Regions from separate parts of the Homo sapiens genome. Here regions 1, 3 and 4 are each linked to region 2. Evidence: read pairs that join two places in POLR2A ChIA-PET (ENCODE). Cell type or tissue: B cell. All regions are shown on one strand. Links, peaks and the distances in the headings refer to the core of each region. The heading gives the core; the rest is flanking DNA.

Region 1 (7,377 bases), core at 790-5,789, 370 kb before region 2:
TTTTATTGAGTTGTTTTGGGGTGGGGCCTGAGAATTTGGTTTCTAACAAGTTCCTAGGTTATGGTGATGCTGCTGCTCTGGGAACCACACTTTGAGATGAGAACCACTCATATCCAAACTAAGATTATGTTCTCTAATAAAGGTAAGTACAGACTGGATTGCTGAGAGAGCCCAGAGAAAGGAGAGATTAATTCTGCCTGGGAGAATTCTGGAATAACCTTGAAGGATGGATAGAATTTGAATAGGATTTTGCCTGGTTACTTGGAGAGGAAGAAAAAGACACAAGGAACAGCCCAGGGGGTATGTGAAGGGTGGGGGAGTCAGAAATTTATGCTGCAGGAAAGGTAGTAAGGAAGGAAAGGAGTGAAAGTTCATACTATTGAATAAGCCAACAATGGAGTTCAAGAAAAGTGAAGAACTTTTCAAGAAAAAGAGTTGTTTAAAGCTGTTGCTCAAAATAAGATCTATAGATCATATGGCTCCACTCCAGACCAGAATGACTATCTCTGAGGTTGGAGATACTTCTTTAATAAGCATCCCGGGGGCCAGGCGCGGTGCCTCACACCTGTAATCCCAGCACTTTGGGAGGCCTAGGCGGGTGGATCACAAGGTCAGCAGATCAAGACCATCCTGGCTAACATGGTAAAACCCTGTCTCTACTAAAAAATACAAAAAATTAGCTGGGCGTGGTGGCGGGTGCCTGTAGTCCCAGCTACTCGGGAGGCTGAGGCAGGAGAATGGCATGAACCCGGGAGGCGGAGCTTGCAGTGAGCCGAGATCTCGCCACTGCACTCCAGCCTGGGAGCGAGAGGGAGACTCCGTCTCAAAAAAAATAACAAGCATCCCGCTGGGCATGGTGGCTCACGCTTGTAATCCCAGCACTTTGGGAGGCCAAGGTGGGTGGATCACCTGAGGTCAGGAGTTCGAGACCAGCCTGGCCAACATGGTGAAACCCCATCTCTACTAAAGATACTAAATTAGCCAGGCGTGGTGGCATGCGCCTGTAGTCCCAGTTACTCGGGAGGCTGAGGCAGGAGAACTGCTTGAGCTCAGGAGGCGGAGATTGCAGTGAGCCAAGATCATGCCACTGCACTCCAGCCTGGGCAACAAAGTGAGACTCCATCTCAAAAATAAAAGACATAAGACAAAATTCAGAGGATTTAGTTACTGATTTGATTTGGAGGGTAAGGTGGCTTAGTCCTAGCTACTTGGGAAGCTGAAATGGGAGGATCGCTTGAGGCTAGGAGTTTGAAGCTACATCACACCTGTCAATAGCCACTGCATTCAAGCCCGGCAACATAGCAAGACCTCATCTCTTTAAAAAATGAAATATATAAGAAAAAGACATTTTAAAAACCATTGGAGGCCAGGCGTGGTGGCTCATGCCTGTAATCCCAGCACTTTGGGAGTTCGAGGCAAGCGGATCACTTGAGGCTGGGAGTTCGAGACCAGCCTGGCCAACATGGCGAAACTCCATCTCTACAAAAAATATAAAAATTAGCCGGGTGTGGTGGCAGGAGCCTATAGTCCCAGCTACTTAGGAGGCTGAGGCAGGAGAATCGCTTGAACCCGGGAGGTGGAGGTTGCAGTGAGCTGAGATCGCGCCACTGCACTCCAGCCTGGGTGACAAAATGAGACTCCGTCTGAAAAAAAAAAAAATTGTAATGGGGCCGGGCACGGTGCTGCGTCGCCTGTAATCCCAACACTTTGGGAGGCTCAGGTAGGAGGATCACTTAATCCCAGAAGTTTTTGAGACCAGCCTGGGCAATATAGTGAGTCCCCATCTCTACCAAAAAAAAGTTCTTTGATTTTGTTTTTGTTTTTTTCTTCAAATTACACGGGCATGGTGGCACATACCTGAAGTCCTAGCTACTCAGGAGGCTGAGGTGGGGGGATCACGAGCCCAGGAGGTTGAGGCTACAGTGAGCCATGATTGTGCTACACACCATTCAGCCTGGGTGACAGAGCGAGACCCTGTCTCAAAAAACAAAACAAAAGCCATTGCAATGGGATCCTGAGGGATACAGGGAAAATTGTATCACTGGAGAGCTTCAGGAGAGAACTGATGAAATCCTGGTTGTTCCACATCTTGCCCAAGACAAATCCTATAGGTTCAGATAAGCAAAAACTGTGAGATAGTTTATCTTTCCCTTAAACTCGGAAAGCACATAAGGTACCATGTGAAAACACTCTTCTGGTGAGTGATGGGAAATAATTCAGTTTGAGAGCCAACTAGACCTAGATTCAGACCTAGATTTGAATCCCATCTATGCCACTGATTAGGATTAACCTCAGACAAGCAATTTATCCTCTCTGAATTGCAATTTCCTCATGTCTAAATGGGAGGAGAATGCCCAAGATGCAGAGTTGTGAGGATTAAACAGGCTGCCGGCTTGTATAAAGTGCTCACATCTTGCCTGGGAGAGAATCGCTGCTCAGGATGGTGACATGGTAAACAGTATGGGTTCAGGAGTTGAACTGCTTGAGGCTGAGCCCCAGCTCCACTATTTAACCACTATAGACTTCGGGCAAATCTCTCTAAGCCAGTTTCCTCGACTCTAGAATGGAGATAATAGTATCTATTTCTTAGTGTTATGATGACCAAATCAGATGATGTGCATAAATAGATTAACCTGACCTGGCACAGGGTAAGCAGCTGCCATTCTTCTCCTCTACCTCCCTCATGCTTATTCTAGTTGGTAATGTCAGTGACACCACTAGACTTTAACTGTTGGGGGTAAATATCCTTTTTGTTTGTTTTTTTAAAACCAAATTTAGCAGTGGGGGGTTGTATACCAACTTTAGTGACCCTAACGTTGATAAGTTCTGATAACCCACTACTATCGGACCAGCCACCCTTACTGATCTTTGTCCCTCCCTCTTTAGCTAACAGTGCCCCCGACAGGCACCAATAAATGCCCTATTTTTTTCCCTGTGTCTCCCAAGAGAAAAAGTAAATTTCAGATTGTGTTCCCCCTCCTAGCGCCAGAGAAAGGAACTACAACAAAGCCTAGCTGCTGAGTCCAGAGCGCACAGCACAGTCGCCCTCCCAGCTCTTCCGTCGGCCGGGAGGAGTCTCCTTTGCTCTTGTCTACTGCTGGAGCTGCTAATAAAGTTTCATTCGAATACTTGAGCTGCCGCGCCCTGCGTTTCCCTCATGAGCTTCTTCCGCCCGCAACACGAGACTCAGCACCACACAATCAGCGTGGCAAAGCCTGAAGGGCGGGACAGGAAGTGAGGTCACTCCTCACCGGGGTGAAAGGTTAGCGGAAGTGTCCTTCTTTCCTTTTTGCTGGTAGGGCCGGGTGGTTGCTGCCGGTAAGTAGAAGCTTGGGTTGAATCTTTCAATCCGCTGCCATCCGCGGCTTGGGGGTCGAAGGTCCGGGCGGCGCCGGGTGCATTCCTTCCCTAGGTCTCTGGCGGCTACGTATCCGATCCTGTCCTGCGAGCAGGGCCCTCGGGCGGCCTTGACCAAGGCGACAGTGAACACAGTCTGAAGTTCCGGCCCAAGACCTGGGCTTGCTGGCAGGAGTCAGCTCTGGGCATCTTTGGCTTTACGGATTTTTAAGTGGCCCTTTCTCCTTGCTCTCTGCAGAAATGGGCAAGTTCATGAAACCTGGGAAGGTGGTGCTTGTCCTGGCTGGACGCTACTCCGGACGCAAAGCTGTCATCGTGAAGGTATCAGCCTCGCGGGACTCTGCGTCCTTGCATGCCGGGACCAGGCTGGCTGCGGCGGGGCGGGCAGGCTTGGAATTCAAGGCCTGTTTCTGGGGCAGTAGCCAGTGAGCACGGTCAGGGTGAACGTGGGAGAGTTTTTGAGAGAGGAAGAAGCACAGTAAAAGCAAATGTGAGCTGAATTGGGCTCCCAACGCATAAAGCCTTCTCCACCAGAGGCTTTAAATATATAGTAATAGTGGCTGACATTGCACGCTTGCTATGTGCTCCCACTGCCTTTCAGGTATTGTCATGTGCAGTCCTTGAAGTAATCATAGGGGATTCCTTTTCTTTTCTTTTCTTTTTTTTTTTTTTGAGACGGGATCTCTGTCCAGGCTAAGTGCAGTGGCGTGATCACTGCAGCCTCGACCTCCCGGGCTCAAGCGAGTCTCCCATCTCAGCCTCTCGAGTGGCTGGGACTACAGGTGCGTGCCACCATCCCCAGCTATAGGGGGTTCCTTCCTGTTGCTAAGGTTTGGAGGTGTTCTGTTATTTACCTGAAGTGCTGCAGCTGGGAATCTGTAAGAAGAGGAGGAAATTGCTTTTAGAAAGGTCACATAGCCCCTCACTGTTTTCCTCTTATCCATGATTTTGTAGCTTCTTGAGAGAGTTCCCTAGGCTCTGGCCACATACACCACTGCGTTTTGTTGTTGTGGGGACACTGGAGTACCCCTGGATTCCCCTCTCCCATCTCCTGAGACTGATCTCTGGAGTTAGGCTGTGGTGTCTTAACCTTGGCTGTACACTTCACTAGCAGTGGAGCAAGTGAATAGATACCAAGTCCTGTGAGCAGTGCTTGGCATATAGCAAGTACTTCTTAAATGTTAACTGTTGCTACTTTTAAATCTCTTACCTCTAGTAAGCCGTTCCAGATGCTTCCTGATGGAGATAAACACTGTTCTGTTTCTCTTTGGTCATTTCTCATAGCTTTCTGTGATTTTTCTCTTTATAATGGTGGATCTTGGAGACCTGAGGGTGGAAATATTTTTTGGACACTGCACTACCTCTAACACAGGGCCTAAATAGGCCCTCAGTGAATAACAAATGTAATTCTTACTCATTTAGAACATTGATGATGGCACCTCAGATCGCCCCTACAGCCATGCTCTGGTGGCTGGAATTGACCGCTACCCCCGCAAAGTGACAGCTGCCATGGGCAAGAAGAAGATCGCCAAGAGATCAAAGATAAAATCTTTTGTGAAAGTGTATAACTACAATCACCTAATGCCCACAAGGTGAGCATTTCAAGAACTAGAATTTAAATTTCTTCTCCCTGCTCTGTTGAATAATGAGACAGACCTTGCAGCCATTCCAACACCAGGAAGGGATATCATTTCCAAAATGTTCATCTTCAACTCATAAAGTGGCTATGGTTTCCAGTTTTGCCTTTGATCCATCTTTTAAGTGTTGGGTAAAGATTGTTTTCCATCCACAGTAAACACAGGCATGGGGTCTGATCTGCCCTCTTCCACTGTTCCACCCTCAAGGATAAATACAATAGGTTTCAAAAAGTCTGTGAGTGCGTGAAAGCAAGTCTTCCCCAATTAATTTTACTCACCTGTTGGGCCCTTTAGTCTGGGGACATACACTGTCTTAGTACAGTGTTTTGTTTTGTTTTGTTTTTTTTTGAGACGGAGTCGCCCAGGTTGGAGTGCAGTGGCGGGATCTCACACCATTCTTCTGCCTCAGCCTCCCGAGTAGCTGGGAGTACAGGCACCTGCCACCACACCTGGCTAATTTTTTTTTTTTTGTATTTTTAGTAGAGACGGGGTTTCACCATGTTAGCCAGGATGGTCTCGATCTCCTGACCTCGTGATCTGCCCACCTCAGCCTCCCAAAGTGCTGGGATTACAGGCGTGAGCCACCGTGCCCGGCCAGTACAAGTGTTTTTTAAGAAGTACAAGAGGCCGGGCACAATGGCTCACGCCTGTAATCCCATCACTTTGGGAGGCCAAGGCGGATGGATCACCTGAGGTCAGGAGTTTGAGACTAGCCTGACCAACATGGTGAAACCCTGTCTCTACTAAAAATACAAAATTAGCTGGGCATGGTAATCCTGTAATCCCAGCTATTTGGGAGGCTGAGGCAGAAGAATCGCTTGAACCCGGGAGGTGGAGGTTGCAGTGAGCCAAGATCACACCATTGTACTCCAGCCTGGGCAAGGAGAGCAAAGCTCCGTCTCAAAGAGGTGCAAGGCCGGGCACAGTGGCTCACGCCTACAATCCCAGCACTTTGGGAGGCCGAGGCGAGCGGATCACAGGGTCAGGAGATCGAGACCGCACTGGCTAACACGGTGAACCTGGGAGGTGGAGATTGCAGGGAGCCGAGATCACACCACTGCACCTCCAGCAAAAGAGGTGCGAGAATTGAGAAAGTCCTGAACAATAATTGCCAGAACCCAGCAGCATGCACCTTAAAGTTTGCTGCTGGTATTGCACATTTACTCTGGGTTGGCTGACCTAAAGGGGCAGAGAGAGGCCGGACACCATGGCTCACGCCTGTAATCCCAGCACTTTGGGAGGCCGAGGCAGGTGGATCGCTTGAGGTCAGGAGTTCGAGACCAACCTGGCCAACGTGATGAAATCTCATCTCTACTAAAAAAAATTAGCTGGGCATGGTGGCTGGCACATGTAATCCCAGCTATTCCGGAGGCTGAGGTGGGAGAATCGCTTGAGTTTGGGAGGTGGAGGCTACAGTGAGCTGAGATGGCACCACTGCACTCCAGCCTGGGTGACAGAGCGAGACTCCATCTCAAAAAATAAAAATAATAATAAAAGGGCAGAGAGAGCTGTTTCTTGGGTGCTGGGATGTGGTGGGGTTGAGGCAGCTAGTGTTTGGGCTGTCATGAGAGTGACTGCATTGGCAGAACTTGAACAATAAGGAAATGATTTCAAGTAGAAAGTTAGCTAACTGTCATGATGAAAGTCAAGAAGGCCTAATTTGGCCGGGCACAGTGGCTCAGGCTTGTAATCCCAGCACTTTGGGAGGCCGAGGCAAGCGGATCACGAGATCAGGAGATCGAGACCATCCTGGCTAACACAGTGAAACCCCGTCTCTACTGAAAGTACAAAAAATTAGCCAGGCATGGTGGCAGGCGCCTGTAGTAGTCCCAGCTACTCGCAAGGCTGAGGCAGGAGAAGGGCGTGAACCTAGGAGGCGGAGGTTGCAGTGAGCCGAGATTGCGCCACTGCACTCCAGCCTGGGCAACAGCGAGACTGTGTCTCAAAAAGTGGGGGAGGGCCTCATTTGATGATTCTTAGCTAGAAAAATAAAGTAGTTGTGGGAAATTGAGAATGAAACATTGAATTTTACATTTTATTGGCTTGAATCCAATAAATGTTAAAAGTGAATTTTCAGGCCGGATGCGGTGACTCACGCCTATAATCCCAGCATTTTGGGAGGCCAAGGCGGGCGGATCACGAGGTCAGGAGATCAAGACCGTCCTGGCTAACACTGTGAAACCCCGTCTCTACTAAAAAAATACAAAAAATTAGCCAGGCCTGATGGCGGGCACCTGTAGTCCCAGCTACTCGGGAGGCTGAGGCAGGAGAATGGCGTGAACCCGGGAGGCGGAACTTGCAATGAGCTGAGATCACACCACTGCAGTCCAGCCTGGACGAAAGATTCAGACTCCGTCTCAAAAAAAAAAAAGTGTGAATTTTC
Region 2 (7,377 bases), core at 1,647-6,646:
GGGCCGATCCCTCCTGTCATAAGTTGACACAAGTAAATTGCAAAGTCCTAATCACCTAATTTTGGTGGAGTCTTTAGGTTTTTCCAAATATATCACCTTCAAACGAGGATAATTTGACTTCTTCCTGTCCTTTTTTTTCTTCTTCTTTTTCTTTTCTTTTTTTTTTTTTTAAGACAAAGTCTCACTCTGTCACCCAGTCTGGAGTGCAATGGCACGATCTCGGCTTACTGCACCCTCTGTCTTCCGGGTTTAAGTGATTCTCAGATCTCAGCCTACTGAGTAGCCGGGACTACAGGTGTGTGCCACCATGCCCAGCTAATTTTTTTATTTTTGTAAAGGCAAAATTTCACCATGTGGCCTAGGTTGGTCTTGAACCACTGGACCCAAGCAATCCTCCTGCCTCTGCCTCCCAAAGTGCCAGGATTACAGGTGTGAGCCACTGCGTCCAGCAAGAATAATTTCAATCTCTGGTAAATGCACCTGATAGAACTGTGAATTTCCAACTTCTTTGTCTTTTCTTTTCTCTTTTCCTTTCCCTCTCTCTCTCTCTTTCTCTCTTTCTTTCTTTCGTTTCTCTCTTGTTGCCCAGGCTGGAGTGCAGTGGGGATCTTGGCTCCCCATAGCCGGTGCCTCCCGGATTCAAACAATTCTCCTGCCTCAGGCTCCTGGAGTAGCTGGGATTACAGGCACAGGCCACCATGCTTGGCTAATTTTGTAGTTTTTGTAGAGACGGGGTTTCTCCATGTTGGTCAGGCTGGTCTCGAACTCCCAACCTCAGGTGATCTGCCTGTCTCGGCCTCCCAAAGTGCTGGGATTACAGGTGTGAGCCACCGCGCCTGGCCGTTTTCTCTAGTTTCTTTAAATTTCCTCAAAATGGCTATTTTGAATTCTCTGTCTGAAATGTCACGTCTCAGTTCCTCTGGAATTGAACAAATGTGGTTTGGTGAGACCATGTTTTCTTGGATGATCTTGATGTTTGTGGATGTTTGTTTTGTCTGCGTATGGAAGAATTAGGTATTTACTGTATTTTTCACAGTCTGGGCTTGTTTCTGTGTGTCTTTCTTGGGAAGGCTTTCTGGGTATTCCAGGATATGTGTGCCCCAAGTCCAATCATGCTGTGATTCTTACAGACTTGTAGAGGTACTACCCTGGTGGTTATTGGGGGAAATTCAGCCAGCTATCAGGCAAAATTCACCCCTGATATTTTACGTAGTTCTTTTCTATTTTCCTGAAGTGTCGGCCAGTCTGAGAAATAAAGGGACAGAGTACAAAAGAGATAAATTTTAAAGCTGGGTGTCTGGGGGAGACATCACATGTTGGCAGGTTCCGTGATGCCCCCTGAGCCATAAAACCAGCAAGTTTTTATTAGTGATTTTCAAAAGGGGAGGGAGTGTACGAACAGGGTGTGGGTCACAGAGATCATGTGCTTCACAAGGTAATAGAATATCACAAGGCAAATGGAGGCAGGGCAAGATCACAGGACCACAGGACTGGGGCAAAATTAAAATTGCTAAGGAAGTTTCAGGCACACATTGTCATTGATAACATCTTATCAGGAGACAGGGTTTGAGAGCAGACAACTGGTCTGACCAAAATTTATTCGGCGGGAATTTCCTCGTCCTAATAAGCCTGGGAGCGCTATGGGAGACTGGGGCTTATTTCATCCCTACAGCTTCGACCATAAAAGATGGCCGCCCCCCGAAGCAGCCATTTTAGAGGCCTACCCTCAGGGACGCATTCTCTTTCTCAGGGATGTTCCTTGCTGAGAAAAAGAATTCAGCAATATTTTCCCATTTGCTTTTGAAAGAAGAGAAATATGGCTCTGTTCTGCCCAGCTCACCGGTGGTCAGAGTTTAAGGTTATCTCTCTTGTTCCCTGAACATTGCTGTTATCCTGTTCTTTTTTCAAGGCGCCCAGAATTCATGTTGTTCAAATACACATGCTCTACAATTTGTGCAATTTACACAATCATCACAGGGTCCTGAGGTGACATACATCCTCCTCAGCTTACGAAGATGACGGGATTAAGAGATTAAAGTAAAGACAGGCATAGGAAATCACAAGGGTATTGACTGGGGAAGTGATAAGCGTCCATGAAATCTTCACAATTTATGTTCAGAGATTGCAGTAAAGACAGGCGTAAGAAATTATAAAAGTATTAATTTGGGGAACTAATAAATGTCCATGAAATCTTCACAATTTATATTCTTCTGCCATGGCTTCAGCCGGTCCCTCCATTCAGGGTCCCCAGCTTCCCGCAACAGTGGTCTTGGATGAGATCTGAAAGAATCCTCTGGATTACCAGGCAGAGACTCTTGTTCTTTTCCCTTACTTTCTCCTAAATAAATGGAGTCTCTCTCTGTGCTGAGATGCCTAAGCAACCCTGTGCTGGTTCAGACCCAAACCCAGCACAGCACCAGGTCTCACTCAAAGGCCTGCTAGATCCACTACCTGCTACCACCTATGCCCCCTCAAAGCAGTAGAGCTCTAGGATCAGGTGGCCAAGCCAGCCAGGATTATGTCCCTCCCTTTAGGGCAGTGAGCTCCCTCAAGCCCTGGGTGGGTGCTGGAATGCTGTCTAGGAGCCAAGGTTTGGAGTCAAGACCTTAGAAATGTAACTGATGTTTTATTCTACTGCAGTTAAGCTCCTACGGAAACCACAAGAAAAAAGTTCTCCCCACTCTTGGCTAACTGCAAGATGCCTCCGATGAGGCCTCCTACCCAAACCTTTCTTATTCGCAGGGACCAGGCTTTCTTACTCGCAGGGACCAGGCTTCAGCTCCCTGACTAAGAAGTCAAATAAAGGTCGGGCGCGGTGGCTCAGGCCTGTAACCCTAGCATTTTGGGAGGCCAAGGCGGGCGGATCACTTGAGTTCAGGAGACAAACCTGGCCGACATGGTGAAACTCCCTCTCTCCTAAAAATACAAAAATTAGCCAGCCATGGTAGCGAACGCCTGTAGTCCCAGCTACTCGGGAGGCTGGGGCGGGAGGATCGCTTGAATCCGAGAGGCAGAGGTTGCAGTGAGCCGACATGAGGCCACTTCACTCCAGCCTAGGCAACAGAGTGAGACTCGGTATCAAAAAAAACAAAAAAGAAAAAATGTGAGCAGTTGGGAAGCAATAATATGAAAAATGAGAGCAAAAGTAACTGCAACATTGGGGAAGACTAAACAACGTCGCTTCTGGCGTTGGCTTATGGATGACCACCCTGCTTTCTTCACGTTTTAACTGTCTGGAGTCCAGAAATTAGCAATGCACCTCCTTGGCATATCAGGATGCCAACAAGCACCCTTGTCCCCAGTTTCAGGACTCGGCGGCGTACTTTCCCAATACGCATTCCCTTATTCTCAATCCGGTTAGAAGCAAAGAAGTAATACCACCCACCAATACTTTCCTTATACAACACAAAAACACACACACACATACACAACACCACATAATGAAACCAACGCGAATGTAAGTAAATCTGTTCTTTGTAAAACGTGTTTTGACCCTCTTTGGAAACACGGCAATACCAAGTCGATGCGCAGAGTGGAAAAAACCAGCTCCTATTTCATCTTTCTATTCCAAAACCCCACTTAAATATATCGTCCTCAGACCAAAAAAAATCAGTTATTCAACTGAAAAAAACATGCTACATTGGATCTTAGTCAAAAAGCCAAAAAAGAAACAAGCCCTTTCTTTCGGCCACAGCACTCCTTCTCCCACTCATCCTGAGGTCACGGTAAGAAAAATGATCCTCAAGTAAAGAAGCACTCTCTTCCCTAAGTTCACACAGTGTTCCTTGTTACAATTTGTAACATTGCATAAGTAATACTGTTACAAATTTGGGGGGGATATTCGCTTTCTCTTTTTGTTCCCATAGCTCCTGAGCGAAACAGCCATTTTATATTTGCATGCCCCGCCCCACAGGCTCCGAGCTCCGTCCTCCCCGCAGGCTGGCCCTATTACCACCATCTAACATCATCTTGCTGGACTTGCTTTATGTATTTATTTAAGACGGATTCTCGCACTGTTGCCCGGGCTGGAGTGCAGTGCCGCCATCTCGGCTCTTGCAGCCTCCGCTTCCCGGGTTCACGCAATTCTCCTGCCTCAGCCTCCCGAGTAGCTGGGATTACAGGCGTACACCAGCACATTAGGCTAAATTTTTGTATTTTTAGTAGAGACTGGGTTTCACTATGTTGGCCAGACTGGTCTGGAACTCCTGACCTCGTGATCCGCCCGCCTTGGCCTCCCAAAGTGCTGGGATTACAGGCGTGAGCCACCGTGCCCGGTCTGGACTTACTTTATTATATGTTATAGACATGTAATTACATATTTTGTATAGTTGACCACACAGAAACAGGCACTTAGGTCTCCGTCCCTCTAGCCATTTCTCAACCGTCTCGACCGGCGAGTTTTCGTTGAGGCGAGGGAGCGCTCGCTCCCACAGGTTCGAGGGCTGGGCGGAGCCTTGGGAAACGGGCCCTGGTAATCTCCGCTCAGTGAGTGGCGCTGCGAAGCTGCTTCTGCCCGGGAAGGAGGAGAGGGGCCTGGAACCGCCGAGGGAACCACCAGTTCCGACGCCCTGGGGTGGGCCCGGAGGACCGAGTGGCTGGGGCGGCACGGGGCGGGGGGCTGGGCGGGAGGAGCGGGGGTCCAGGAGGTGACCCAGGAGGGGGTAGGATCGGGCTGGGCCTCGTGGGCTCCCTGCCCCCGGAGGGGGCGCGCAGAGGGAGGGCGGTAGCCCAGTGAGCGCGACCACTACTTCCCTGTGAACGCGAGAGCTCAGACAAGCCACAGGGGGCCAGAGCCGAGAAACCGGAAGACCGGCGAGGAGACCATAGCACACTCCCAGGAAAGAGAGCGCGAGGGCTTGGGCCAGGATGGGGGCAGTGCGGGGGCTGAGGAGTGGCCAGATTCTGGGTGTACTTTGAAAGCAGAGCTGATGGCCTTTGCGGACAGTTGGGATGAGGGGTGAGAGAAAGGAGTGGAGGGTGACTCCAAGGGTTTGGCCAGAGCGACTGCCACATTCAGCCTGGGCGACAAAAGCGAAACTACGTCTCCAAAAAAAAAAAAAAGTCTGCCAGGCGCAGTGGCTCACGCCTGTAATTTCAGCACTTTGGGAAGCCGAGGCGAGCGGATCATTTGAGGTCAGGAGTTCAAGACCAGCCTGACCAATGTGGTGAAACCCTATCTCTACTAAAAATACAAAAATTACTCTGGTGTGGTGGCAGGGGCCTGTAATCCCAGCTACTTGGGAGGCTGAGGCAGGAGAATCTCTTGAACCCGGGAGGCAGAGGTTGCAGTGAGCTAAGATAGCACCACTCTGCACTCCAGCCTGGGGAACAGAGTGAGACTCTGTCTCAAAAAAAAAAGGTCGACAACACATAAGGCTGAAGGAGACTTAAAGAGACCTGACAACCAAAAGTGACAAGTGATCCTGGGCCAGAAAAACCTAAAGGACTTTATTGGGACAATTGGTGAAATCTGAACTCGGACTGTAGATCCAGTATGGAATTAATGTGAAACTTCCAGAAGGCCTTTGTTCTTAGGAAACACACCGAAGTATTGGTGGACTGGGGGGTGAAGGGACATCCTGTGTGCAAATTACTTACCAATGGTTCAGGAAAAAAATGTATATAGGTGTCTTCTTATGAGTGTGTGTGTTGTGTAAGAGAGAGTGAGACAGAGAAAGAGTGAGAGAGAAAATTATAAAGTAAATGTGGCCATCAAGGGGAGAGAGAGGGAGTGAAGGAGGGAGGGAGAGACAACAGAGAGAGAGAGAGAGAGAAAAGAAAGAGCACGAACTTGGGAGTTAAGAAGTGTGTCACTGAACCCCAGACTTCTCGCTTTACCAACTGTGTACCTTGCGGGGATGGGGAAGAGGGTAGAGAAGTTCTCCATGTAAGTCTTTTAACTTTTCTGCAAGTCCGAAGTTATTCAAAGATTAAAATAATTGAGGCTGGGCACAGCAGCTCATGCCCGTAATCCCAGCACTTTGAGAGGCTGAGGTGGGCAGATCACCTGAGGTCAGGAGCTCAAGACCACCCTGGCCAACGTGGTGAAACCCCATCTCTACTAAAAATACAAAAATTAGCCAGGTGTGGTGGTGCATGGCTGTAATCCCAGCTACTAGGGAGGCTGAGGCAGGAGAGTCACTTGAACCTGGGAGGCAGAGGTGGCAGTGAGCCGAGATGGTATCACTGCACTCTAGCTTGGACAACAGAGGGAGACTCTGTCTCAAAAAAATAAATAGGCCGGGCGTGGTGGCTCACACCTCTAATCCCAGCACTTTGAGAGACGGAGGTGGGCAGATCGCTTGAGGTCAGGAGTTTGAGACCAGCCTGGCTACCATGGTGAAACCCCATCTCAATTACAAATTCAAAAATTAGCCCAGCGAGGTGGTGGGCGCCTGTAATCCCAGCTACTCAGGTGGTTGAGGCAGGAGAATTGCTTTAACACAAGAGGTAGGGGTTCCAGTGAGCCAAGATTATGCCACTGCACTCCAGCCTGGGTGACAGAGTGAGACTCCGTCTCAAATAAATAAATAAATAAAATAAAATAAAATAAAAAATAGAGAGAGGGGGGAGAGAGAGAGAATGACAGGGACAAATATAGACAAGTGTTTGGAGGAGTTTTCCTGTTAAAAGAAGGGAAATGAGATGGTAACTATAGAGTGAAGTGGGGTCAGGGTAGGGTTTATTTTATTTACTTATTTTTAGGGTTTGTTTTAAAGTGGAAACAATAACAGCACTTTTACATGCTGGAGGTGGGCAGGGGGTGGGGGCTGGAAGAGAATACAACCCAGAGAATATGAAGGATGCAGGAGAGAGAGAGGGAGAGTTACCAGAGGTAAGGAGGGATGGATGGGTTCCTGTGCCCAAGTGGCAGGTGGGCCTTTGCCAGGAGCACGGATGGCTCATCCACAGCACCAGAGGGGAAGGTAGAGGTGGTGGTTACACGTGGAGGAGGTGGGTGGATGTGTCCTGGGAACTCACGGAAGTTTCCTCTGATTGTTTCTATTCCCCTGGGGACATAGAAAGCAAGGTAGTCAGCTGAGGTTCTTTGGAGGTTGAAGAAGAAAGTGAGAATCAGCTGTCTGGAAAATGTAAGATCTATACATTAGGGAAACAGGATGATTTCACTTCTCAACACTAAGAGGCTCACCTGAGTCAGTGATTGCAAAGTTAACCCCCACTATACCACCAGGGTCCCTTGGACCCAAAGTTATAGCTGACTAATCCATTCTTCTTCCCACCCCGAGCCCCCATTCATTTCCGTTTCTTTTTGGAGCAATTCTAGATGTACATACTGATATTTCATGACCTTTGTTCTTTTACAGGTCTTCCAATGAAATAAATAAGTTTCTTTCTTCCCCCCCTCTCCTCCCCCCC
Region 3 (7,303 bases), core at 1-5,000, 540 kb before region 2:
GACGCAGGACAATCACTTGAACCCGGGAGGCAGAGGTTGCAGTGAGCCGAGATCGCGCCACTGCACTCCAGCCTGGCAACAGAGTGAGACTCCGTCTCAAACAAACAAACAAAAAAAAGAGCTAATTTCCCCTCAAGAAAGAGAAACCAGGTAATAATAGCAGCTAATACTTATTGAATACTATTTGCCCAGCAAATTCCTAAGTGTTTCTGTGGTTTGTCATATTTGAACTTTATAAATTCTTTATGAGGCAGTTTAACGTTTTACAGAAAAAATCAGAAACCAAGGCTTGGAGAAATGAAGTAACTTGCAAAAAGTTGTTCAGCTAGTAAATGACAGCCAGGATTTAAACCCAAGCAGGCTGACTCCAGGCCCATAAGCTTATTTAAGCTGCCTATTCAGTCTTCTCTTTTACTGTCTGACTTAATCTGAATTCTTCTGACTTTGCGGGATTTTGGGGTTTTTTATTTTTTTTAATTATAGAGACAGGGTCTTACTGTGTTGCCCAGGCTGGTCTCAAACTCCTGCTCAAGTGATCCACCTGCCTCAGCCTCCCATAGTGCTGGGATCACAGGTGTGAACCACCACTCCTGGCCTTTTTAATTAATTTATTTTTTGAGACAGGGTCTTGCACTGTTGCCCAAGCTGCAGTGCAGTGGCATGATCATAGCTTCCTGCAGCTTTGACCTCCTGGGCTCAAGTGATCCTCCTGCCTCAGCCTCCACCACCCACCACACCCAGCAATTTTTTTTTTTTTTTAGAGACAAGATCTCTGCTAGGTTGCTCAGGTTGGTCTTGAACTCCTGGGCTCAAGCGATCCTCCCACCTCAGCCTCCCAAAGCACTGAGATTACAGGCGTGAGCCATCACATCCAGCAAATTCTTCAGACTTTAAGACTCTACTCCATTTACCAGCTGTTGGACCTTAGGTAAGTCACTTAACCTCTCTGTGCCTCGGTTCTTCATCTGAAAAATGATGTAATGACGGTATACCCCGTACGGGTTGTTACAGGGACTAAATGAAGTAATACGTGTAATGCACTTGGTATTACTATATAGTAAGTCCTCAAAAAATACCATTTATTATTATATATACATATTCCTTTTCTCTGAAACAGCAGGAGCAGAAAATAAGGATCTTTCTTTTGCTACTGAAAGCTCTCTTTTTTTGAGACGGAGCCTCGCTCTGTTGCCCAGGCTGGAGTGCAGTGGTGCGATCTCAGCTCACTGCAAACTCCACCTCACCGGTTCAAGCGATTCTCCTGCCTCAACCTCCCGAGTAGCTGGGACTACAGGCACGTGCCATCACGCCCGGCTAATTTTTGTATTTTTAGTAGAGAGGGGTTTCGCCATGTTGGCCAGGCTGGTCTCGAACTCCTGACCTCAGGTGATCTGCCCGCCTCGGTCTCCCAAAATGCTGGGATTACAGGCGTGAGCCACCGCGCCCGGTCGGAAAGCTCTCAGAAGTCCACAATGTCAGAATGCTTTATGTTTCCAAGGAGAAAACAGGGAGCCAGATGAAGTGACTTTCCTAGGTTCACACGATGAGTTTGTGGCAGACTACACAGCCACCATAAGAATTATATCACCAAAGCTGCCCACCTTCCACATTCTTGACCACCCTCTTTCCAAGGGTCTCGCTGACCTGTGAGTTCCTGGATGGTGACACGGTCCAGGATCTTGAAACTCGTGTCCAGTTTCAGGGGCTGGCTGCAGCGCTGGCACACGAAGCTCACCTGCATGGTGCTGTTGTTGGACGTCTTAGACCCTTCCATCCCTGAGGCCGTGGAAAAGAGGCAACATTAGGGAGAAGCGACGCCCTTGACCTCCGGCCCGGGGTTACCACATGCCTTGGTGACGATGGTAAAGGGAGGGAAGTCCCAACCTGCGCCGTTCCCTCTAGGAATGGTATGATACGGGGAGGACCTGCTTCCGGGACAGCCTGAGCAAAGGCAGTTTAGAGCCCAGGGTCAGGGAAGGGACTCCAATAAGAGCCGTGAGGGTTCCCAGACTCCCTTCTAAGGTCCCACCTCAGCCCCCGATGCTCTTCACCTCGGGAGCCCGGAGCCCGTCACCCAAGTCCGGTCTACCGCGGAGGCACTGTGGCCTCGGGTCGGCCCCGGAGCGAGGCCTCCAGAACTACCATCGCTCTGTCTTCAGCGACTTCCCGGTAGCCGCCGGAAAACTTCCGCCCGAGACCGGACGTGACGCTACGACGGCAGCAGGAGCTCCTGGTCCACAGGCTCACAGGCCCGGCAGCGGCCCCCAGAGGCCGGGCTGGGAAAAGCAGCGGGCTTCAGCGGATGAACAAGGTTACCACGGGAAGTGTAGGAGCCAAGGCCGCAGAGAATGGGGAGGCTCCGCTATTCTCTAAATTCAGGGGGCGGCGGGCGCGGTGGCTCACGCCTGTAATCTCAGCACTTGGGGAGGCCGAGGAGGGCGGATCACGTGAGGTCAGGAGTTCGAGACCAGCCTGGCCAACACAGTGAAACCCCGTCTCTACTAAAAATACAAAAACTAGCCGGGCGTGGTGGGGCACGCCTATAATCCCAGCTTAATCCCAGCTACTCGGGAGGCTGAGGCAGGAGAATCGCTTGAACCTGGGAGGTGGAGGTTGCAGTGAGCCGAGATCGGGCCACTGCACTCCAGCCTGGGCGACAGGGCAAGGCTCCATCTCAGAACAACAACAGCAACAACAAAAGGCCGGGCATGGTGGCTCACGCTTGTAATTCCAGCACTTTGGGAGGCCGAGGCGGGCGGATCACAAGGTCAGGAGTTCGAGACCAGCCTGGCCAAAATGGTTAAATCCCGTCTCTACTAAAAAATACAATTAGCTGGGCATGGTGGCGTGCGCCTGTAATCCCAGCTACTCAGGAGGCTGGGGTAGGAAAATCGCTTGACCCCCGGAGGCGGAGGTTGCAGTGAGTCGAGATCATGCCACTGCACTCCAGCCTGGGCGACAGAAGGAAACTCCATCTCAAACCCCCCCCCCCCACACACACACACAAAACCAACAAAAAAAGAAAGTGATATTCAAATAAAAGCTTGAAGAAGGTGAGGAAGGAATTCTTACCTGCATCTTAAGGAAGAGCATTCTAGGCCAAGGGAACAGCAAGAGCACAGAGGGTACCTGTTTGGGGATTAGCAGAGGCTGGTGTGGCTAGAAGATGGGCAACGAAAAGAGATACAGAAAATGGGGTGAGGGAGGTAAGAGTGTTGAGCTACCACCTAGGCTCTTATAGGGATTGTAAAGCTCTGGCTTTCACTTTGAATGAGATGAGATGACTGGGTCTTGAGCAGAGGGACTTACTTCATTTTTAAAAACAACTTTATGGGGTATAATTTACATACCATAAGACTCACACTTTTTAAATGTACAGTTCAATAATTTTTAGTAAATTTACACAGTTGCCCAACTATCACCATAATCCAGTTTTAGAACATTTCCCATCTCCCCTTGCAATCCCCCACTGTGGCCTCCCAAAGTGCTGAGATTACAGGTGTGAGCCAATGTGCCTGGCCAAAAGTTTTTCATTTCAATAAAGTCCAATGTTTATGCTTTTGGTGTAAAAGAAACCACTGCTTAACCCAAAATTGTATGTAGTATTGTCTATTTTATTTTTATTTTGAGACAGTGTCTTACTCTGTTACCCAGGCTGGAGTGAAGCGGAACAAACAAACATGGCTCACTGCAGATTTGACTTCCTGGCTCAAGCAATCCTCTTGCTTCAACCTCCAGTGTAGCAGGGACCACAGGTGATCACTACCATGCCCAGCTAATTTTTAAAATTTTTTGTAGAGATGTGGTCTCACACTGCACTCCAGCCTCGGTGACAGAGCGAGACGCCATCTCAAAAAAAAAAAGAGATGGGGTCTCACTTTGTTGCCCAGGCTTCTGCTTTTTAAATTTAACATTTTTCTATGTTGCTACACAGTTATTGTAGTTATCATGGCTACATTACACTACACTAAATGTACTGCCTTAGTGTATTTTTTTACCGCTGGAAATTCTACTATTTCCCCTGTGGGTGATTACAATAATCCTGCAATGAAGAGCTGGCTACTTATGATAGAGACTCATAACTGGGACTACAGAATTAAGAGTGTGTCAGCTATTTAATGTCTCTTCCTTAACACTGGGAATCATTTTCCAAAGTGCTTGCACATAACTATATTCTGCTTCCAGTAATGTATGAGGAAGCCTGTTTTCATATTGCCTTGGCCAGTATTGGGTATCATATATTTGGGGAACAAAAGCAAAAAATGGCACTTCCTTGTTATTTTAATTAGCATCATTGATTGCTGGTAAGGCTGAACTTTTTGCTATGTATTTGCTTATTGTAGTTACTTTTTTTTTTTTTTTTGAGATGGAGTCTTGCTCTGTTGCCCAGGCTGGAGTGCAGTGGTGCCATCTCGGCTCACTGCAACCTCTGCCTCCTGGGTTCACGCCATTCTCCTGTCTCAGCCTCCCGAGTAGCTGGGACTACAGGCGCCCACCACTACACCCGGCTAATTTTTTATATTTTTAGTGGAGACGGTTTCACCATGTTAGCCAGGATGGTCTCAATCTCCTGACCTCCTGATCTGCCCGCCTTGGCCTCCCAAAGTGCTGGGATTACAGGTGTGAGCCACCATGCCCGGCCTTTTTTTAAAAAAAAAAAAAAAAAGAGACACGGTCTCACTCTGTCACCCAGGCTGGAGTGCAGTGGTGCAATATCAGCTCACTGGAATCTCCGCCTCCCGGGCTCAAGCAGTAGTTACTTTTTTCTGAATTATGTTTGCATTCTTTGATTATTTAGGTATTGGATTATTAGTATTTTTCTCAGTATTTTTAGTAATTTTTCATGAATGCTTTAATTATTTTCCAGATGTTCAGGAAGTTTTAAATTTTCAAGTCAAATCTGCTTATTTTTCTTGATGACTTATACTGCTTAGAAAGTTATTCCCACCTCCAGAAGTGTCTTTCTTTTCTTTTAAATGTATGTGGTTTCTTATAGTTGGTATTGGATGTGATATGTGGAACTAGATTGATTTTTCTCCCGGTTTTGTGACTAGGGATAGTGTTTACAATCCTTCTTCCTCTTGGCTCTTTCAGCATGAAAGCCCCTTTAGGGGAGGTGACTGGAATCATCCCCAAAGAATTCTCACCTAGTCCTGGTGTGGCTGCTTCATAGTCCTGCGTTTCTTCCTGCTTGGCTGTCCCTAACATCTCAGAAACGCATAGAGAAGTAACGGGCTTCTAGAGAGGTAGGGGGTATAGTGTTACAACTGAGGATTTGGAAGTTGAGACCACCTGGTTCTTTACCATCCACTAACCATGTGACCTTATGCAATTTATTCAACTGTTCTGTGCTTTGTTTTCTTATTTACAAAATGAGATTAATAGTATACAGTAGTAAATATCATAAAGGGTAGTGTGATAAATGAGCTGATACATTTGGAATGGAGGGGAATGACTGTTACATAGTGAATGCTCTGTGTATCCTCACACTTGGGAAGTATATGTAATCAGTGTATGTAGTGCTTGAGGGATTGTGAATAATACACAACATATCCTCAGTCATCGATTCAACAGATGTTTATTGAGCATCTACTATGTGCCAGTCCCTATTCTAGGTCTGAGAGGATATACTGGTGAACTGCTCTAATAGTTTATATTCCAGAGGAGAGAATTTGACAGTAAACATGTAACCAAGTTAATAAGATAATTTCAGATAATGGCAGATATTATGGGTTGAATGATGTCCCCCAAAAGATGTTGAAGTCCTAACATCTGGGACTAACACATGGGAATGTGACCTTTTTTGGAAATAGGATCGTTGCAGATGAGGTCATTGATGTTAGCCCTAGACCAATATGACTGCGTCCTTATAAATAGGGGCAATCTGGACACAGAGACAGACATGTACCGTGTCTGAGGGAAGATGATGTAAAGAGACACAGGGTGATCTGTAAGCCAAGGAAGACCTGAGGCTACCAAAAGCCAGGAAAGAGGTCTGGAACAGATACTTCTCTGGCTCCCTTAGAAGGAACATGGTCCTGCTGACACCTTAATTTTGGATTTCTGGCATCCAGAACTCTGAGACAATATATTTCTTTGGTTCTAAGCCATCCACTTTGTGGTACTTTGCTACAGCAGCCCTAGAAAGCTAATACAGTAGGTAAGAAGGTGATGTGATAGAGAGTAAGTGGGGGCAGGGTGGGAGGAGCTGCTTCAACTGGGGGATTCAGGAAGGCCTATGTTATCTGGAAACCACTGAGGGTGGTAAGTAGGGAAGAGACTTGACTGGCTGACTTAAAAAGAAACTATTTACGGGGGGATAGAATACATAGGGGAAAAGACACAAATCATACATGTATTTTCAATGAATTTTTACAAAATGAACACGTCAATGTAACCAGTACCCAACTCCCTCTCCCATGCCACCCTCTAATTGATGCCCACCCTAAGGGCAAACAATATTGTCAATTCTAACACCCTAGATTGAGTTTTGACTGTTTTTTGAATTTCATGTAAATGGAATCATACATGACATACTCTTGTTTCCTTTCGCTCATCATGAGATTCACCCACCTTGTGTAGTTTTAGTTCATACATTCTCAATACTTTGTAGTATTCCATTGTGTGACTATATTAAAATATAGATATCTCTCTTGCTGTTAAGAGGCATCTGGGTAGTTTCCAGTTTGGTCTATTGTGAATAGTGTTGCTATGAACATTCTTGTTCATGTCTTTTGGTGAATATATTTATGCATTTCTCTTGGGTGGGTCCCTAGAGTTGAGGTTTCTGGGATCTCTCTCTCTCTCTTTCTCTTTCTCTCTCTCTCTTTAGGTATATTCAGCTTGAGTAGATGCTACCATCTCTGTGGCTGACATATTAGCAGATTATTTTGAGCTGGCCTGGTGTGCACCTGTAATCCCAGCTCCTCAGGAGGCTGAGGCGGGAGGATCACTTGAGCCAGGAGTTCGAGACCAACTTGGACAACATAGCAAGACCCTGTCTCAGTCAGTCAATCAATCAATGATAAATTTTGGTGCTGAGTGAAGAACAGAATGTGACAGTTGGTGGGGGGTGGCAAGAGTGGAAATGGAGAGACCAGATAGGAGCCTATTGTAATAGTCCTAGCAAAGGATGACAGTGGCTTTGGCCAGGGTAACAAGAGATGGAGGAAAGCACACTCATACAGGATGCATTATACAGGGAAAGCTGACAGGACCTGCTGATGGGTTGAATGTGGAGAGACGAGGAAAAGAGAGGAATCAAGGTTGACTGTTAGGTTTTTGGTTTGAACAACTAGGTGGA
Region 4 (7,377 bases), core at 1,477-6,476, 52 kb before region 2:
TTTCCCCACTCATTGTATTCTCCTTACAGCATGTCCTCTTGTCCAGTCATATTTCTACATGGCCTTCCATACTTTATTGACCCTAAGCATTAAAACGGACAATTTTCTCTGTATCTTTGGGTCTTTGCTCTGAAGACTCTCATGTATACCATTAAAAACAAAATTATATGCCTTTTCTCCTGTTAATCTGCCTCGTGCCAGTGATTTTTCACTGAACCTTCACAGGGCAAAGACGGAAGTTTCCCCTTGGCTCCCCTAAGTACTCAAAAACAATACCGGGGACTGGGAATGATGGCTGATGCCTGTAACCCCAGGACTTTGGGAGGCTGAGGAAGGATGATTGCTTGAGCTCAGGAGTTTGAGATCAGCCTGGGCAACATAGAGAGAACCCATCTCTACTAAAATAAAAAAACAAAAAACAGTACCTGGGAAACCAAATTAGCAAGCAAAAGATGGCCTGATAAACACGAAAATGAGCAGAGAGGCAGTAAAATAGTGAGCCCTGCAGGGTCATGATACTTACCACAAGCCAGGAGATTTACTAATCACTTTCTATTGTAGGAAATATTAATATATTTAATATTCATTCATTCATTCAAAAAATATATACTGAGTGGCTACTATATGCCAGGCATTGTTCAGGGTGCCAGTCATATAAAAGTGAACAAGCGACAAAGATTCCTGCTCTGGAGCTTACATTCTACTATGCTAAAATGCAATAAACGTATCATTGTATAAAATGTGGGGTGACAGGTGCCACCGAGTAGAATAAAGCCAGGTAAAAGAGAACAGAGACCCTGTGTGGATGAGGGTAGAGAACGCCAGGACTACAGACTAGATTTTAAGATTCCTGTTTTATACAGGAAAAAAAATAAGCCTCAGAGGAGTGACTTGCCTAAGCTGTTTTCCCTTGCTTTTTTTTTTTTTTTTTTTTTTTTTTGATACGGCGTCTCGCTCAGTTGCCCAGGCTGGAGTGCAGTGGGTGGCATGGTCTTGGCTCATTGCAATCTCCACCTCCCAGGCTCAAGCAATTCTCCTGCTTCAGCCTCCCGATTAGCTGGGATTACAGGCACCCACCAACCATGCCCGACTTTTTTTTTTTTTTTTTTTTTTTTGAGACGGAGTCTTGCTCTGTCTCCCAGGCTGGAGTGCAATGGTGCCATTGTGGCTGACTACAGCCTCCGCCTCTGGGTTCAAGCGATTCTCCCACCTCAGCCCCCCAAGTAGCTGGGATTACAGGTGCCCACCACCACGCCTGGCTAATTTTTTGTATTTTTGGTAGAGAGGAGGTTTCACCATGTTGGCCAGGCCAGTCTCGAACTCCTGACCTCAGATGATCTGCCCGCCTAGGCCTCCCAAAGTACTGGGATTACAGGTGTGAGCCACCCTGCCTGGCTATTTGTTTTTTTTTTTTTTTTTTTTTTTTTTGAGATAGGGTCTCAGTCGGTCCCCCAGGTTGGAGTGGAGTGCAGTGGCCTGATCACAGCTCATTGCCACTTTGGCCTCCTGGGGCTCAAGCTGTTTTCCCAGGGCTCAAGTGGTCCTCCCAGGGCTCAAGTAGTCCCCCAAGCTCAGTCTCCCCAGTCACTGGGACTACAAGCCTGCTCCACCACGCCCGGTAGATTTTCTGGTTTTTTTTTTTTTTTTTTTTTTGTAGAGATGGGGCTCTCACTTTGTTGTCAAGGCTGGTCTCGAACTCCTGGGCTCAAGTGATCCTCCCATTTCGGCCTCCCAAAGTGTTGGGATTACAGGCATGAGCCACAGTGCCAGGGCCGAGGCTCTTCTCAACTGCTGCAGCAGACAGCTTGGTTCTTGCCTCTCTGCAGACAGAAGACTTGTGTCTCAGGCTCAGTGCTTTGTCTCACAGAGTGCTGGACACACAAGAACAAATTATCTTTCTCTAGGTATCCATTTTTGGCTCTAGGCTCTCTGCTTCACAGGTGGATGGAGTGATGGGGAAGATGCTGTGGCCAGTGCACCTAGGTTCAAATCCTACCTCCCTGTGGTCTTGGGCAAGCTGCTTAACCTCTCTGCCTCAGCTTCTGCATCTGTATGTAACTTTTGCAAGTTTGTAATGAGGAGAGCACTTAACACAGAGCCTAAGCCAAACAGTAAATGCTTCCTATTTTATTGTCTCAGTCATTTCACAGTCATGACCCCTTCTGGGGAAGCTTGTGGGAAACTCTGACTCACATTGCAGACTACCGAGCCACGGTCCCTTCCTCGGCTCCGTTTCTGCTCCCTCCACCCCACGAGGTAGGCATTGGTGTTTCTGCTTTCCAGCTGGGGAAACAGAGTCCGGAGGTTAAGTGGTTTGCCCCCAGTGCCCCGCCGACAGGGCAAGGCGCGCGGACGGGGCTGTGACTCCCAGGGCGGCAGCCCCCTCGGCGCGGTCTCGCGACCCGACTTCTCTCTGTGGCCCCGGGAAGGGGGTGGGGGGCGGCGGGGCCTCGTCGGCTCCGCCTTCGCTTGGGACCCAGCCAGGCCGCGGGACGCTCCAGTCTTTACAGTGATGACCTGATGGCTTTCCTCAAAAGAGCTCGGACCACTCTCCTCCAACTCCCTTCCACAGACCGCTAGTGACGCCCACGCGCATTTCCCCCTGACCACTGTCTTGACCCCCGGATGGTCCAGACCGGGAGCCCCAGCCCAGCTTCGGCCGGCCGCTGCGAGCAGAGCTGGACCGCAGCGGGGACTCAGATCGCCGTAGCCACGCCTACCCACGCGGGAAAGGGCGAGACATGCAAATTAGAAATGGCGCTTCAGCCACGGGGCAAAAACAGAGCTGAGAATTCACTTGAAAACGTAGCCAACTATAAACCATGCCCAAAGGCTTGCTGTTTTCAACAGGCCTATTGAGAAACGAAGTTGTCAATTGCCCCTATCGTTGCTCACCGTGGGTGTAATATGGTGATATGAGGGTGGTAATGGCGAAGGCAAAGATGCTGGATTCGACAAATTTTTCCAGATCTCTGTTTGTGGTGAGGTGTAATTATGTGTGTTTTTCCTAGCTTAGTGTGTGCGTTCTTTCTTTTTGTTTCTGAGAATGCTGTGTTGAGGGGGTTTTTGGAGAAAACGGTGGGGTTGGGAGGTTGTAGTACTTCAAACAAAGGTGAACGATTTTTTAGGTGAGTGAGCGTTGTGTTTTAAAGGTTATACTTTGTTATATTCACGTTCTTATTGCGTTATATCATGCTTCAGAATTGGTCGTCAATATCCTTGTCTAGGTGAGAGTATGTGTGACCAGCCCCCTCCCCGCCTTTTTTTTTTTTTTTTTTTGTCTTATAGAGTGTCACTTTTGTCATCCAGGCTGGAGTGCAGTGGCGGGATGAGAGTTCACTATGATCTCGACTTCCTGGACTCAGATGGTTCTCCCACTTCAGCTTCCGGATCTAATATTTCAATAATTTCAAGAACACTGCATTCATTCCTCTCCACATGAGCAATTGCCAAAAGTAGGCTTTACATTTTTGCTCGTTTTCTTTTGGGTCTGTGGCTAGTCTCCACTTCCTTTTTTTTTTTTTTTTTTTTTTTTTTTTTTTTAAGATAGTCTCACTCTGTCCCCCACAACCCCCAACCCCGGCTGGAGTGCAGTGGCCAGATCTGGGCTTACTGCAACCTCTGCCTCCCAAGTTCAGGTGATTCTTGTGCCTCAGCCTCCTGAGTAGCTGGGATTACAGGCACGTGCCCACCATGACTGGCTAATTTTTTGCATTTTTAGTAGAGACGGGGTTTTGCCATGTTGGCCAGGTTGGTCTCGAACGCCTGGCCTCAAAGTGATCCACCCGTTTGGGCCTCCCAAAGTGCTGGGATTACAGGCCTGAGTTACTGCACCCGGCCTGTCCCCGAAATTCGATTGCAGCCGGCGATAAAGCTTTTTTTTACCCCGCTTCTCGGCAAAGCGTTGTGTTTTTATTTTAGCAGACTCACCTGGCACTAAGGACTGCTCTGGTGGTCTTCGGAGGCTCCTGGGATCGACTGCTTGGACAGAGGTGACATCACCCAATTAGTGAGAGCCAAGACCTAAGGCTGCAGCTGCCTTCCAGGTATCTGCCACTCACTGTAGAACGATCCCACAGTTCTGCATTTCTGCCCTATGCCCGCCAGTCACAAGAAGCTCCGGTCTCTTATCCCATGTCTGATTCCTGAAACCTTGCTAATTTTCCTACCATCCTCCCTATTCCCAGCCTCCTTTCTTCTTCTTCTTCTTCTTCTTCTTTTTTTTTTTTTTTTGAGGCTGAGTTTCACTCTTGTTGCCTAGGCTGGAGTGCAATGGTGCGATCTCGGCTCACTGCAACCTCCACCTCCTGGGTTCAAGCGATTCTCCTGCCTCAGCCTCCAGAGTAGCTGGGATTACAGGCATGTGCCACCACGCCCGGCTAAATTTTTTTTGTATTTTTAGTAGAGATGGGGTTTCTCCATGATGGTCAGGCTGGTCTCAAACTGCCAAACTCAGGTGATCCACCCGCACTGGCCTCCCAAAGTGCTGGGATTACAGGTGTGAGCCACTGTGCCCGGCCCCCCTTTCTTCGTTTGCTCTATCCTCCCGCTGAAGACATTGCTTTCCTCTTTCTGTTTGCTCTCCCCACCTCTCACTCCATTGTGCCTTGCACCTGTGCTGCCCACTACCTCTCCTTGTTGCTGTTGTCTCTCCTGGCTGCTGGTCACTCCATGCCAACACTTACTTTATTCCTTGAAGGTTTTTAGCTCCTGGAGCACTGACTTTCTCCAGCATAACTCCTGTCATCAATCGACACCCTGGTTCCCCAATTCCTTGACCTCAGCTTTGACTACCCCAGCCACTCACTTCCCTGGTCTAACCCTAGGTCATGTCATTGTCGATTGCCATAACCCCATCCACTTCGAGGGTCACACTCTCCAATCACCTCTACCATCCCTCCCTCTGCTACCCTTTGGTACCTGTCACCCCACTCCCCACCCCCTCAACCCGCATCCCCAAAGTCCTTGGGCCCACCTCCAACTAATCTAACTGCACCAACTCTAACAAACTGCACCTGTGTCACTGAGTGTAACTGGTGGAAGCTGACTGGGCTCACCTTAACCCTGGGCAAGCTGGGGGAAAATAGACATCCCACATTTGCTACCTGGGGCCCAATAAGTCTGCATTAGTCTGTGCTCGTGCTGCTAATAAAAACATACCGGAGACTGGGTAATTTATAAAGAAAAAGAGGTTTAATGGACTCACAGTTCCACGTGGCTGGGGAAGCCTCACAATCATGGTGGAAGGTGAAAGGCATGTCTTACATGGTGGAAGGTGAGAGAGAACTTGTGCAAGGGAACTCCCCTTTATAAAACCATCAGATCTTGTGAGACTTATTCACTATCATGAGAACAATATGGAAAAGTCCTGGCCCCATGATTCAATTACCTCCCACTGGGTCCCTCCCATGACACGTGGGAATTATGGGAGCTACAATTCAAGATGAGACTTGGGTGGGGACACAGCCAAACCATATCATTTTGCTGTAGCCCCTCCCAAATCTCATGTCCTCACATTTCAAAACCTATCATGCCTTCCCAACAGTCTCCCAAAGTCTTATTTCAGCATTAACTCAAAAGTCTACAGTCCAAAGTCTCATCTGAGACAAGGCAAGTCCCTTCCGCCTACCAGCCTGTACAATCAAAAGCAAGTTAGGGTCGGGCATGGTGGCTCATGCCTGTGATCCCAGCACTTTGGGAGGCCAAGGCAGGCAGATCATCTGAGTTCGGGAGTTTGAGACCAGTCTGGCCAACATAGTGAAACCCCATCTCTACTAAAAATACAAAAAAATTAGCCGGGCGTGGTGGCACATGCCTGTAATCCCAGCTACTCGAGAGGCCGAAGCAGGAGAATCGCTTGAACCCAGGAGGCAGAGGTTGCAGTGAGCCAAGATCATGGCACTGCACTCCAGCCTGGGTGACAGAGTGAGACTCTGTCTCAAAAAGAAAAAAAAAAAAGCAAGTTTGTTAATTCCTAGATACAATGAGGGTACAGGCATTGAGTAAATACAGCTGTTCAAAATGGGAGAAATTGGCCAAAACAAAGGGGTTACAGATCTCCTATGCAAGTCTGAAGTCCAGTGGAGCAGTCAAATCTTTTTTTTTTTTTTTTTTTTTTTGAGATGGAGTCTTGCTCTGTCACCCAGGCTGGAGTGCAGTGGCATGATCTTGGCTCACTGCAACCTCCACCTCCCGGGTTCAAGCAATTCTTCTGCCTCAGCCTCCTGAGTAGCTGGGATTACAGGCACATGCCACAATGCCTGGCTAATTTTTTTTGTATTTTTAGTAGAGACGGAGTTTCACCATGTTGGCCAGGCTGGTCTTGAACTCCTGAACTCAAGCGATCCTCCCACCTTGGCCTCCCAAAGTGCTGGAATTACAGGAGTGAGCCGACATGCCTGGCAGCAGTCAAATCTTAAAGCCCCAAAATGATTTCCTTTGACTCCATGTCTCATGTCCAGGTCACACTGATGCAAGAGGTGGGCTCCCATGGCCTTGGCAGCTCTGCCCCTGTGGCTTTGCAGGGTATAGCCCCCCCTCCCAGCTGCTTTCACAGGCAGGCCTTGAGTGTCTGTGGCTTTTCCAGGAGCAAGGTGCAAGCTGTCAGTGGAGCTACCATTCTGGGGTCTGGAGGACAGTGACTCTTTTCTTGCAGCTCCACTAGGCACTGCCCCAGTTGGGAGTCTGTGTGAGGGCTTGCACCCCACAATTTCCCTTTGCACTGCCCTAGCAGTGGTTCTCCATGAGGGCTCCACCCCTGCAGCCCACCTCTACCTGGACATCCAGGCATTTCTACACATCCTCTGAAATCTTGGCAGAGGTTCCCAAGCCTCAATTCTTGACTTCTGTGCACTCGCAGGCACAACACCACATGAAAGCTGCCAAGGCCTAGGGTTTGCACCCTCTGAAGCCACAGCCTGAGCTGCACCTTGGCCCCTTTTAGCTGTGGCTGGAGCAGCTGGGATACAAGGCACCAAGTCCCCAGGCTGCACAGAGCAGGGGGGCCCTGGGCACAGCCCATGAAACCATTTTTTCCTACTAGGCCTCCAAGCCTGTGATGGGAGGGTCTGCCACATGAAGGTCTCTGACATACCCTGGAGACATTTCCCCCCACTGTCTTCATGATTAACATTTGGCTTCTCGTTACTTATGCAAATTTCTGAGGCCAGCTTGAATTTCTCCTCTGAATTTTTTTTTTTTTTTTTTTTTTTTTGAGATGGAGTCTTGATCTGTTGCCAGGCTGGAGTGCACTGGCACAATCTCGGCTCATTGCAACCTCCGCCTCCCGGGTTCAAGCGATTCTCCTGCCTCAGCCTCCCGAGTAGCTGGGACTACAGGTGTGTGCCACCATGCCCAGCTAATTTTTGTATTTTCAGT

What was found. Peaks named below come from ENCODE experiments on the same cell type or tissue, not always from the same donor. Only the 100,000 strongest peaks of a DNase experiment are listed, where the experiment ranks them.
Region 1: POLR2A ChIA-PET joins it to region 2 with 18 read pairs; 23 of 35 experiments call an interaction of 5 or more read pairs at or near these places.
Region 3: POLR2A ChIA-PET joins it to region 2 with 18 read pairs; 10 of 35 experiments call an interaction of 5 or more read pairs at or near these places.
Region 4: POLR2A ChIA-PET joins it to region 2 with 53 read pairs; 33 of 35 experiments call an interaction of 5 or more read pairs at or near these places.

What each region holds. Positions count from the first base shown.
Region 1 is chr17:42,995,154-43,002,530 of GRCh38, forward strand. RPL27 (ribosomal protein L27) reads left to right here and starts at 3,266. Exons shown (of 5, transcript NM_000988.5): 1 at 3,266-3,318; 2 at 3,596-3,678; 3 at 4,780-4,949. The coding sequence starts at 3,598. LOC124904006 (a long non-coding RNA gene) reads right to left here and starts at 4,780. Exons shown (of 2, transcript XR_007065759.1): 1 at 4,568-4,780; 2 at 1-4,233. RefSeq lists enhancers at 2,823-4,022, 2,988-3,297, 3,308-3,547, 3,618-3,727. In B cell, for the core only: a CTCF peak has its summit at 2,993; DNase peaks (open chromatin) are centred at 3,158 and 4,268; H3K4me3 peaks cover 1,766 bases; H3K27ac peaks cover 3,202 bases.
Region 2 is chr17:43,364,417-43,371,793 of GRCh38, forward strand. It overlaps LINC00910 (long intergenic non-protein coding RNA 910), which reads right to left. Exons shown (of 6, transcript NR_027412.1): 5 at 6,831-7,010; 6 at 5,429-6,623. LOC124904147 (U2 spliceosomal RNA) reads right to left here and starts at 3,671; the gene lies at 3,483-3,671. LOC105371785 (a long non-coding RNA gene) reads left to right here and starts at 4,220. Exons shown (of 2, transcript XR_007065761.1): 1 at 4,220-4,573. RefSeq lists silencers at 3,185-3,479, 4,002-4,061, 4,612-4,771 and an enhancer at 3,879-4,718. In B cell, for the core only: no CTCF peak of the experiment used is centred there; DNase peaks (open chromatin) are centred at 3,895, 4,525 and 4,905; H3K4me3 peaks cover 2,340 bases; H3K27ac peaks cover 3,157 bases.
Region 3 is chr17:42,822,104-42,829,406 of GRCh38, forward strand. It overlaps BECN1 (beclin 1), which reads right to left and starts at 2,179. Exons shown (of 12, transcript NM_001313998.2): 1 at 2,052-2,179; 2 at 1,645-1,776. The coding sequence starts at 1,774. It overlaps MIR6781 (microRNA 6781), which reads right to left and starts at 1,840; the gene lies at 1,777-1,840. RefSeq lists enhancers at 1,406-1,972, 1,973-2,541, 2,408-2,537, 2,542-3,108. In B cell, for the core only: CTCF peaks have their summits at 2,283 and 2,482; a DNase peak (open chromatin) is centred at 2,218; H3K4me3 peaks cover 1,338 bases; H3K27ac peaks cover 1,416 bases.
Region 4 is chr17:43,312,963-43,320,339 of GRCh38, forward strand. No RefSeq gene overlaps it. Among named protein-coding and RNA genes, the nearest start is that of LINC00910, 72 kb to the right of the region's middle. RefSeq lists enhancers at 2,443-3,080, 3,081-3,713. In B cell, for the core only: no CTCF peak of the experiment used is centred there; DNase peaks (open chromatin) are centred at 1,893 and 3,664; H3K4me3 peaks cover 613 bases; H3K27ac peaks cover 412 bases.